Regions from separate parts of the Homo sapiens genome. Here region 1 is linked to region 2. A link is a loop called in an ENCODE intact Hi-C map of the cell type or tissue named here. Cell type or tissue: endothelial cell of umbilical vein. All regions are shown on one strand. Links, peaks and the distances in the headings refer to the core of each region. The heading gives the core; the rest is flanking DNA.

What was found. A loop is a pair of places that touch in the nucleus more often than their neighbours do. Peaks named below come from ENCODE experiments on the same cell type or tissue, not always from the same donor. Only the 100,000 strongest peaks of a DNase experiment are listed, where the experiment ranks them.
Region 1: a loop joins it to region 2, with 3 times the contacts of the local background. A loop is called at or near these places in 4 of 110 quality-filtered maps.

The regions. Positions count from the first base shown.
Region 1 is chr10:78,698,439-78,703,810 of GRCh38, reverse strand. The region is part of intron 1 of LOC105378379 (a long non-coding RNA gene); the gene reads left to right. Among named protein-coding and RNA genes, the nearest start is that of ZMIZ1-AS1, 370 kb to the left of the region's middle. In endothelial cell of umbilical vein, for the core only: no CTCF peak of the experiment used is centred there; a DNase peak (open chromatin) is centred at 3,210.
Region 2 is chr10:78,754,048-78,759,419 of GRCh38, reverse strand. No RefSeq gene overlaps it. Among named protein-coding and RNA genes, the nearest start is that of ZMIZ1-AS1, 310 kb to the left of the region's middle. RefSeq lists enhancers at 549-1,186, 1,187-1,825, 2,465-3,103. In endothelial cell of umbilical vein, for the core only: no CTCF peak of the experiment used is centred there; DNase peaks (open chromatin) are centred at 2,409 and 4,549; H3K27ac peaks cover 1,357 bases.

The DNA of each region.
Region 1 (5,372 bases), core at 275-5,274, 56 kb after region 2:
CATACACCACACGTTTTCTATTACTTAGTCCAGCAAGGCTTTAAATACCTCAGGGCACCCCCTCTGCCATTTCCTGTGGAATACTATTTCACAGTCTAATAGCTCTTCCTAAGGGAATTTCCCTGTTACTTAGCCCACATTTCCTTTTAAGTTTAAGTCCATTGCTTCCTCAGGACCATGCCATTCCAGACTGATCTGCCTACTTGGGATTCCCATATTTCATCGCCCCAGAGGTCATATTATTTCCAGGTTGTTGGGTAAACTCTGAGTTTCATAGACGTGGGCTTGAAGAGGAGGTCTCTGGTGAAGGCTGACATGGGGCTCCCTTAGGCTCATGAAGCCAAGAGCAAATGTGGCCAATCCAGAGAAACCCAGGAGCCAAGGCCCTCCTGGCCAAAAACTGGAAGAGCCCTCTCTGCAGATTAGGGAAGAATGATGTGCCCCAACTTTTGTTGTGTGAAAGCTGGGGTTCTAGTTCTCCCAGGCTCCAGCAAGAAGGGCAAGGTACAGGTGCCAGCCAAGTGCCTGCTTGGTAAGCTCACAGGAAAGCCAGCCCCCAGGGCTGCAGGGGCTTCCCTTATCACTGTAGAGGGAAGACAAGGGAGAATTAGAAGGAACCTCAGAAGAGAGAGGAGCCAGACAGGACAAGGTGAGGAATGAGCATGTCTGAGTGCCTCCTGTGTCCAAGATCGGTGCTGTGTCTTTCCTATATTATCCACTCGATCTCGCATCAGCCCATCTGGTCTGGGGGTCCTAAGGAAGAACTGTGATGCAGAGAGATGAAGCCACCAGCCTGAGCCGTACAGCAAGCAAGGGAGCAGGCCAGGGGCTCAGACCCACATTGATTTTTCTCCGAAATCTACATTATTTCTGGTGCATAGCTGTGCCTCCGTTTCTTCAACTATGAAATGGAGCTGATGCAATATCACAGAGCTGCTTAGAGGACTGAGAAAATCTAGGTAAAAAAAAATCGGGCTGGTTAAACGTTATATCGCTTTCTTCCTTTCTTGCTTCTGGATGGCTGATCAGGGCCATTTCTCTAAGTAATTTAGCAAGGCGAGTGTCTGCGGTCCCTCTCCTCCCCGCCTCCTGCCCTGCACTGGTAAGTTTTATTAGCAAAGAGAGAAGGGATTTTCTATGACCAAATTTCTTCTGAGCTTTTCAGGAGAAATTGATGGAGCTGGCTGGTCCCTTGGCTGGCACTTCATCCTGGTGGGATTTCCTGGCCTGCGGGGGTGAGGGCGAGGGCTATGGAACCTGTCTGGCCTGAGGAGGGAGGGCCGGACAAAGTTATTCTTCTGAAGGGGAAAATCATCATTTGGATTCTTGGGTTTATGTACCCTGGGCGCCAGGGAAGCAGCTGGAATTTGCCTGGAAACCACAGTGCTGTCTGTTTGGTTCTCAATGGGCGGTTGGGGACTGCGTTTGACAGTTTCTCACCTGCCTTTCTGTTCTGCATAATAAGAACCAGTTCTCGGGGCGTCTCAGTGGCTCTGCTGAGCTGGGGCTGCTGCTGGGTTTCCTGAAAAGGGGTTGTGTGTGTGGGGAGACATGTATGTGCCTGTATATGTATGTACATGTGTGGGTATGGGTAAGTATGTGTTTGTGGGCATGTGTGTGTATGGATACGCATGTGCCTGTGTGTGTGAGTGTGCATGTATGTGTTTGTATGTGTCAGTGTGTAGGTGTGTCTGTGTTGGAAGCACAAGTATGTGTGAGTATACATGTGTGTTACCTAAATGTGTTGATGTGCGTGTGTGTGCATGTGCATTTGTTTCTGTTTCCACTAAATGCCAGATGTGGGTCCCAGGAATGCCCATCGAGATGCCCCACTCAACCAGTTACCTCAACCTCCCTTGAAAAGCAGTGGGTGCCCGGGAAGCCACCTACTCTGAGTCTTATTCTGCCTCATACCAGTCATGTGTCCCGCCAAGGCCTTCTGTACCCTCACCCCTGATCCCACAAGTTCACTCACTCATTCTTAAAGGTTCAACTCATGTCATTCTCTACCTCCTCCTGGAAGCCCTCTCATTCTGACTCTCTCCCCATACCTGGGTTGAAATCCTTTCTCTGAGTGTCCATCTGTATCAGCACTGAAATCTACTGTCTTCAGCAGATTCTACCCTGGGTAGCACATGACTCTCTACACATCAGCTTCCCACCCTGGACTGTGAGCTCCCTAGGAAGGGGCTAGTGGTTGGTTCTTCTCTGTCTCCTGGAGTCTAGTACTATAAGACACCTCTTAGATATTCAATTCATGTATGTGGAAGGAGTAAATGAATGAATATTCTTCATATCTCAGTGTTCTCACCTATAAATTGCAGGAACAATATTTCACATGGTTCATTGGAGGATCACATGAGATGAATTATATGAAAGCATGTTTTAAAATGTCAAGCAACACAGCAATGCAGCTCTCTTGGGATCAGGGACACCAAACAGTTGAACAGGATAGCAGGCAACAGGCATGGTACAGAGAGAGCTGACTTTGGAGTCAGAAGGTCCTGTTTCAAATTCTGGCTCCATTACTCAGCATCTGATTGACCCTGGATGAGTTAACTCACTCTCAGCCTTCATTTGTACAACTGTAGGAAAGAGCTATTTATACTTTTCATGTTGGCATAAGAAACAGCCTATGCAAAGGGCATGGCACCCTGTGACATCCAGTGAAACTTGGTTAAGCAGAAGAATACTCACAAGGCCATGGGTGCCGACAGCAGAGGTGGTGTGTGTGCAGGAGGTCCCAGGACCTTGGGCAGTGGGCAATGAGTGTGCCCTAGAGGTGGGAGTCTGGAGCTGGGCTCAGGGAATGGGGCTATGGCAAAGCAGGGGGGGCTCTGTGGGGTGAGTCGGAGTGGGTACAGGATGGAAGAAAATGGCCATGTGAGTTGGGGGTTGTATTCTATTCATTTGCTGTTGCTGCTTAACAAACTCCCAGAAACTGAGTGGCTAAAAACAACATTTGTTTGCAAAATCTCATACTTACAGGTCAGAAGTCTGTACAGGGCTCAGCTGGGCTTCCCAGTAAGGGTCTTATAAGGCTGAAATCAAGGTGTCAGCCAGGCTGCATTCTCCCCTGGAGGCTCAACTTGGGAGAGATTTGCTTCCCTTAGGCTGTTGGAAAAAATCTGCTTGCAACTCTGGAAGTGAGGTTTCCATTTCCTTGCTGGCAGCTGGCCAGGGATCTCTCTCACCTCCTAGAAGCTGCCATCAGATTCTAGTCTCATGTCTGTCTCCCAACAGAGCAGCCAACCTCTTCCTTCCTTCTTACTCACATCCTCTTTCAGGAAGGGCCAAGTCCTTCTAGCAAGCACCTACACTTCCTTTAGCTAGGCCCATCTAGGATTATCTCCCTTTTGAATAACACAAAGTCAACTGGTTTGGGACTTTAATTACACAAAAAAATCCATTCACCTTAGCCAAATATGGCCTAATTGTAGAAGTAAGAGCCCAACATATTCGCAGGTTCTCTTTTAGAAAGAAAGGAGATCATACAGGTCTTGTGTACTGGGGGGGTGGGAGGTAGGGGGAAGCAGCCCTCTTGTAATTCTGTGCACCAGAGGGTTATCAAGCTGTTTTTTCTGGCTGTGCTGTGAGGCTAGAATTCCATGAAGGAGGGTTTTGCTGTCTGTTCTCTACCCACCCTCACAGCTGACAAGACCAGCAGCGGAAGGGTGACCATATGTCCCTGCTGGCTTACATAGTCCTGGTTTACGCCTGGTTTTTGGGTGTGATTATCAACAGTACCCCCTTTCATTCTCATAACTGAACCAGATTGGAGGAAAAAATATATTGTCATTGGGGTTAATGGAAGCAGCTGCTCTCCAGAGTGTCCCAGGCTCTTTGGGGAGAAGGAAGTTGGAGGCATGTAAGCTGTTGTCATGGGCAACATGAGTGAAACTGCCCCAGCCAAGGAAAAACCTTAAAAGGAGAAGGTCCAAGGAGATCAGTGTGTGCAGAGGCTGTGCTTCATGCCAGGTGATTGGGATAAGGTCTCTTATTGTGTTCTAACAACGATCCTATGGGAATGACATTATTGCCCCATATTTATGGCTGACGAAACTGAGGCTCGGAAGATAACATTGAGCAGAGCAAGGTCCCAGTTCACACCACCAGGAAGTGGAAGGCCTGGAATTCAAGTTGACCCACCTGGACCTCTCATCAAGTTAGCTGCACCTGTACCCTCCAGCCACCTCCCTCTCTGGGGCCGTCCCAACAACACACACTGGGTACCCCTCTTATGGTCATCTGTTTCTTTCCACAGTGACATTTTCCCCTGACTGACAACAAGTTACAAGGCTGATTTCTGGGAAGTGATAAACTCATATCGTGGGTGCTGGGATCTGTTCATCCATGGGAAAAATCAACCAGCTTTCAAGCATTTGATTTTCTCCTGAGAGTGATGTCAACAGACTCTCTACCTTAGAATGGGTCTCGAATGCCAGCTCCACAGGAGGGAAAGCTATGTCTTCTTCATCGCTGCCTCCCCAATGTCTAGCAATGCTCTGGTATAGTACATGGTTCTCACTAAATATTTGTTCAAAGGATGAGTGAATAAACCCTTGACTCAGGGGAAACTTAACTTCAATATCAAAGCCAACTTATCTCTTTGAAAACGCATTTCAACAAAGAATCGGGGGTGAGGTCCTGGAGTCCAGTGTGGGGGAATGTGCCCAACAATTTTTCTACCTGTCTGGCTAAACCTTCTGTTCATAAGACCCAGTGCCATGGGAATGCAATAATACACATTTTAAAATAACAGCTAAGACCATTGATTTACATGCATTCCCCATGTCTAAGAGTGAATTAACCGTCAGTGACCACATCTATCAACTCATGGGGGAATAGTGTGAGAGATTTGCACAGTTTTCTGAACAACACACATGGGTGTGCTAAACATAGGTTTCTGCTGACCCAGAAGGCATCACAGTTTGTGTAGTGAGGTCCACATCAAGCTGGAAAACCTGATGGAGGGACTTTGTCTGGGGCAAAGCAATGGTGCTGATTACTCACCTCGCCTTTGCGTTCGCACAGGTTGTCCTGATTGATTGCAGGATGGTGCGGACTAGAGCAGAAGCTTCCTCCTCTGCTGAAGCGGGGTGGCGGGGCATCTGATAGCATTTGCCACAACATCCCTTCTGATTCATCAGGTTGCTTTCTCTGGGAGAGAAATCTGCCTTGAATGGAGTTATCCTAAACTCCGACGCCCAATGCAAGTAAACTCTTCAGAAAGTGGGTGCCGCTCCTGGAAAGCCAGGCTTTTTTGTGCTGGGAAACACACTTTGTGAGAAGAAAATGGCTGCAGAACAAAGACAAGAAAGCAAGAAAAAGAAAAGCTAAAGGAATTCTACTTCCTGTGCTCAGGGGTTGGG
Region 2 (5,372 bases), core at 233-5,232:
CTTTCCCTTCTCCCCCTCCCTCCCTCCTTTCTTTCTTTTCTTTCTTTCTTTCTTTCTTTCTTTCTTTCTTTCTTTCTTTCTTTCTTTCTTTTCTTTCTTTCTTTCTGTCTCTCTCTCTCTTTCTCCCTCCCTCGCTCCCTTCCCTCCTTCCTTCCTTCCTCTCTTTCTTTCTTTTCTTTCTTTCTTTCTTTCTTTCTTTCTTTCTTTCTTTCTTTCTTTCTTTCTCCTTTTCTCTCCCTTTCTTTTCTTTCCCTCTTTCTTTTTTTCTTTTTCTCTTTCTTCCTCTCTCTCTTTCTTTCTTTCTTTCTTTCTTTCTTTCTTTCTTTCTTTCTTTCTTTCTTTCTTTCTTTCTTTCTTTCTTTCTTTTTTTTCTCTTTCACAGGGTCTTAAGGGTCTTGCTCTGTTGCCCAGGCTGGACTGCAGTGGTGAGATCATAGCTCACTGCAGCCTCAACCTCCCAGGCTCAAATGATCTTCCCACCTCAGCACCCCCAGTAGATGGGACTATAGGCATGCACCATCACACCTGGCTAATTTTTGTATTTTTGGTAGAGACAGGGTCTTGCCATGTTGCCCAGGGTGGTGTCGAACTCCTAGGCTCATGCAATTCTCTCACCTTGACCTCCCAAAGTACTGGGATTACAGGTGTGAGCCCCACACCCAGCCCCTTTACACTGTTTATTTTTCTAATGCTCTTGTTTGGGGACTTTTACACTTATTCCAGAACATGCAGTCAGCACCCAGTGACTATCTGTGGAAGGAGCGAACCAAGGAATGATGTCTCCAGCTCCAGTGCTCCAGAGTTTCAGATGTGGCTCTGTTTCATCCCCATCCTGGCTGCTCTGGTTCAGAGAACTTGGGTGGCAGACTCACTGCCAGCAGTGGGGAGCAGCCCCTGCCCCACACGGGCCCAGCCTCAAGGTCCCGGAGTAAGCACTTCTTGCTCCAAGCCATCTTCTAGAGAGATGGGAGACAGGGAAGCTAGGAGCTTCTACCACCATCTGAGTCACTGTGGATGGAGAGAGCCGCTGGAGAGACAGGAGTGCAAGGGCCTGGCGTGGCTCTGCAGCTCTGGAGACGTGGGACAGGCCACTTGCCTTTCAGGGGTGCTATGGCAGAGCCTACCCCGTTGGCCTTCTCAGCAGTTTGCCTTATGTCTAAAGCTTCCTGGGCCTGCAGCACAGGGTGCTAGTTTTGCCTATGGGGGCAGCCAACCCTCTACCAATTAGGTTAGAGTTGGTGGTGTACAACCCATTCCTCAGCGGGTCAGCCTGAGACATGTCCTCCCCAGCCTTGCAGACTGTCCCGAGGGGGAGTGAAATATAAAGATGACCTATTTACGAATCCATCCTTTACATGCTTGTCTTTGTTCACTGTCTTGATATCGGTGTTCCCACTGTGCCTCCACGGCCTCCTGCCTCCTGTGTTCTTGGCTCCTTCTCAGCCTGGCTGCCTGGCCCTCACCCTGAGCCTGGGGAGAAGTCAGGACCTTTCACTTGCCGGCTCTGGGTTATACGATGATCTTCTGTTCCCAGGATTCAGCCTTTTGCCTAACAGGAGGACCAGGAAGTGAGAAAAAAAATTAAACAGCTTTGGGCTGGCTTTGGGAGGAGTGGCAGGGAGCTCCCTCCAGCCTCCTGTGAAATGGGTGTGCTGGCTTTATATTTCGAGAGAATGCTGTCGGACGAACGGGTAAAGGGCTGACTCATCAGTTGTTAATGGCCCTAACACCCAGCATCTGCGAGCCCTCCTGGGACGTCGTCGTAGGGTGATTTGCTTTTCAGGGCTCTGACATCAGAGGCCTTGTCTCTGTCTGCTGGAGTGTGTCATGCTCTCGCTCTTCGCAGGAAAACTGCTTAATGCTATGGCAAAAGAAAAGTAATAAAATATTCATTTGCCAAGGCTAGAGGGTGGAAGCTATCGAATCCTCCAGGAGAAGGAGTCCTAAATTAAAGACACGCACAGACCCGGATGAAAGCACATGGCCACACAGCAGACATTCTTAGGCACACAGCACGTATAGGAAAAACAGCCTCCCATGTACCCAAAAGCATCTGCCTGTGCACACACAAAGCCCTGCGTGTGCAAGCACACATGTACCCATCACACACCTATGCAATACACAAGCCTGCACTAACGACACACCCACGTCACGATGTGAAGACACACGCACATTGCACAAGCCTGTGGAACCCTGCTCCATACACACACACGCACACACCTATACCTATTCCCTCACCGTTGTAATTAAAAGTGACATCTTCCTAGCTCATCTACTGGGGGCGGGAGAGCCCATCAAACCGGCCCTGACTTTTGAACAATAGCCGCCTGTCTGGCTGTCCCGAGGAAGCCTGGCTCTGTCAGGCAGAAAGCAGATGCCGTGCTGGGGGAAACAGGGGAAGTGTGACTCAGAGGTGAGTTACACAACTTGGTTCTGCCTGTCTGCTGTGCCCAGGAGGAGGATGGGGGAAGCTAGCAAATGGGAAAGCTGAGAGGCTGCTGCACTTCTGGAAGTTTCCACATCATCAGCCTGGAGGAGGCTGAGGCTCCCCGAGGGTGGCATGAGGAGGCTGCTGCGCTGTCATGAGCAGGAACACATGTGCTTGATCACATGGGGCGCCTTCCCTCAGAGGGAGGGGTGCTGTGGCTGTCACCTTCTCGCTAAGGTTATAGCCTTCCGCTGACCTGCTCCTGCCCATCTGGCCTGCTGCCACAGGGCACCACCACGCCTATGTAGACAACAGGTTGGCCCCAGGCTTGGGTTGTGGACACACAAGTTGGCCTGCATCTATAAAGATGCTGCCTACTGATGGTTCTAGAAGCCCTGACGGAGTAGCTTATAACTAGAGGATTGGTGCCCAGACCTGAGATTTTGGAAACGATCCCAGCTCACAGATTTCCTGAGAATGACAATGTCCTGGCTCCCTGGGATGTTTTTTTGTTTTCTGTTTTTTGTTTTGTTTGTTTGTTTGTTGTTGTTTTTTCATACCATCTATTCTACAAACATTGACCAAACATTGACTAAGGGCTAGGGCCTTGGGTAACATAGCTGGTTGCTGGAAGGATCTCACAGTCTGTGAGGGAGGCAGGCAAGGGCCAAAAGTGACTGCAATTTGCTCGTGGAGCAGCTGACTCTAACTGGTTTTGGAAGGTTGAGTTGGCTGGGTAAAGAAAGAGGTATGGATGTGAGTGGGTGGGAGATGGGAGGATAGGAGGGTGTCAAAGAGGGAGAGTTAAATTCTGAGGAGAGGAGTAGCATTCTCACAAAACTGCTTTCCTACACAGATCACTGTAGACCCGGGCTGGCAAAGTACAGCTCACAGGTCAAATCTGGTTCACTTTCTGTTTTTGTAAATAAAGTTTTATTGGAACCCAGCCATGCCCATTCATTTCTTATCTCCAGAAAACTTGAGTAGTCACAGCATGGCCCTCAAATCCCAAAATATTTATGATCTGAGTCTTTACAGAAAAAGTCTGTCTGTGTTCTAGACCCATCCATGAATTCTGGAACCCAACGCAGAATTCCAGAACCAATCACAAAATTTCTACAGCCTACTGTAGTAGTCCAGAATCCAGCATGGTTTTCTAGAGCTCCCTGGAAGAGTGACATTTGTATAGGGATTTAGAAGTTTACAGTGAGCTTTTGCATCAATTATCCCATTTAATCCTCCAACAAGCCTGTGTGAGGTTAATGGTAATTTTATCCCAATTTTGCAGATGAAAAAACTAAGACAAAGGGAAATTAAGGGACTTGCTGAAGACCGCATGGCTGGGAGACGGCTGAGGTCAGGCAGCCTGATTCTAACATTCCATGCTTTTTCCGCTGTATTATCCTACAGATGTTTCTCCGTCACACACTGCACTACTTAGCTGCCCTCCCTGACAGTCATTTCCCCCTTCTTTCTAACTCCCACTGCCACCGAGGAAGTCTTTGGAAGTCTTTTGTCCACTGTGGTGTGTTAGTGGGGAGACAGGGTTTGGAGAAGCATCAAATTTCCTTTCCGCATCTGTTTGCTGGTGCCCAGTGTACCCTGGGATGCTAACTAACAGTGACAGCTGATCTTCAATCGGCTGGCATGTGAGAAGAACCACTGGGTCAGGTAATTCCAGTTCACCTCTTCAGAACTGCATCCAGGAGGCAGCCCCGGGTGGCAGGGATGGTCCTGCCGGAGCTGCTGGGCACTCCTGTGGGGGATGTGATGGAATCTGCCACGTCCCTCACCTACCCACCCCAAGCAGGGGCAGGCACCCTGAACGACCCCTTCTGAACACAGGGCTTGCAGCCTCCTTGCTCATTGGTGTACACAGGAGCTGCTCTTAATGGAATTACACCTCATTTATTAGATACGAGGACCTAAGATGTGGCTGTGTTATATTAGGCGAATTCTGAAGGCTCCCACCCCTGGACACACACACACACACACACACACACACACTCATTTCCTGCAGCTCTGAGGGCTGCTGGCTGGAGCTCTGCATGCTGTGGGTAGCACATTTAACTCGATAACATATAATATACGATGGGATCATATTTAACAAGGAAAACAGGGCCCGAATGGACAGAGGAGCAGTGTGGCTGGGTTGCCATGGAAACCCCTTGTTCGGAATTTCCTGACTCCTAGGAGATTACATTTTCAACCTTAATGCTGTATTAACATAAGCTTTGGCACTTAATGTCTCTGTTTTTCACCTCCCCTCTCTCCCTTGCTTACAGGCAAAAGCAAGCAGCAGAGATGAGCCAGGGAGGAGGAGAGAGGCTGCATTTCATGATCTGGTCAAAACCAGCCATGGCACCCAGACAAGGTGCTCTGCAGCTTTCAAAGTGCATCACATCCATTATCTTCTGTGACCCACAGACAGGTCAGCAAAGCTGGCTGGTGTGAGGTCACCAAGCCCCGTGCAGGTTGCTCCTCACATACCTCTTGCATCCACTCCTTCTTCTCCGTCGCATGCCACTGCCCTTGTCATCTCTCACGGGGCTGTTGCAATAGCTTCCTGCTTGTTTCCCTGCTCCCAGCCTGCGCCCTCTGTCCCCTCTTGCTGCCTGAGTGATCTTTCTGCACTGCAAATTTGTTCACCCTACACAGTAGGCTTAACAGCCTCCAACGGCCCCCAGCAGGTACAGAATAAAGTCCCAACTCCTTTGCATTCAAGTGTTTCTGCTTCTCTCTACAAGCTTGTCTCTAGCAGTCTCCACCACAGTCCCTACCCTCCAACCCCGTAGAGGTGATGATGTCCTTTCGGAATACACAGAGCACTTCCAAGGGCCATACTGCACTTCCAAGGGCAAGCTCCTGCCATGAGCTTAGCTTGGGACCGTAGTCTCTGCTGTCTTCCTGAACGACTCTTAAGCTTCCTTTAAGACCCAGCTTG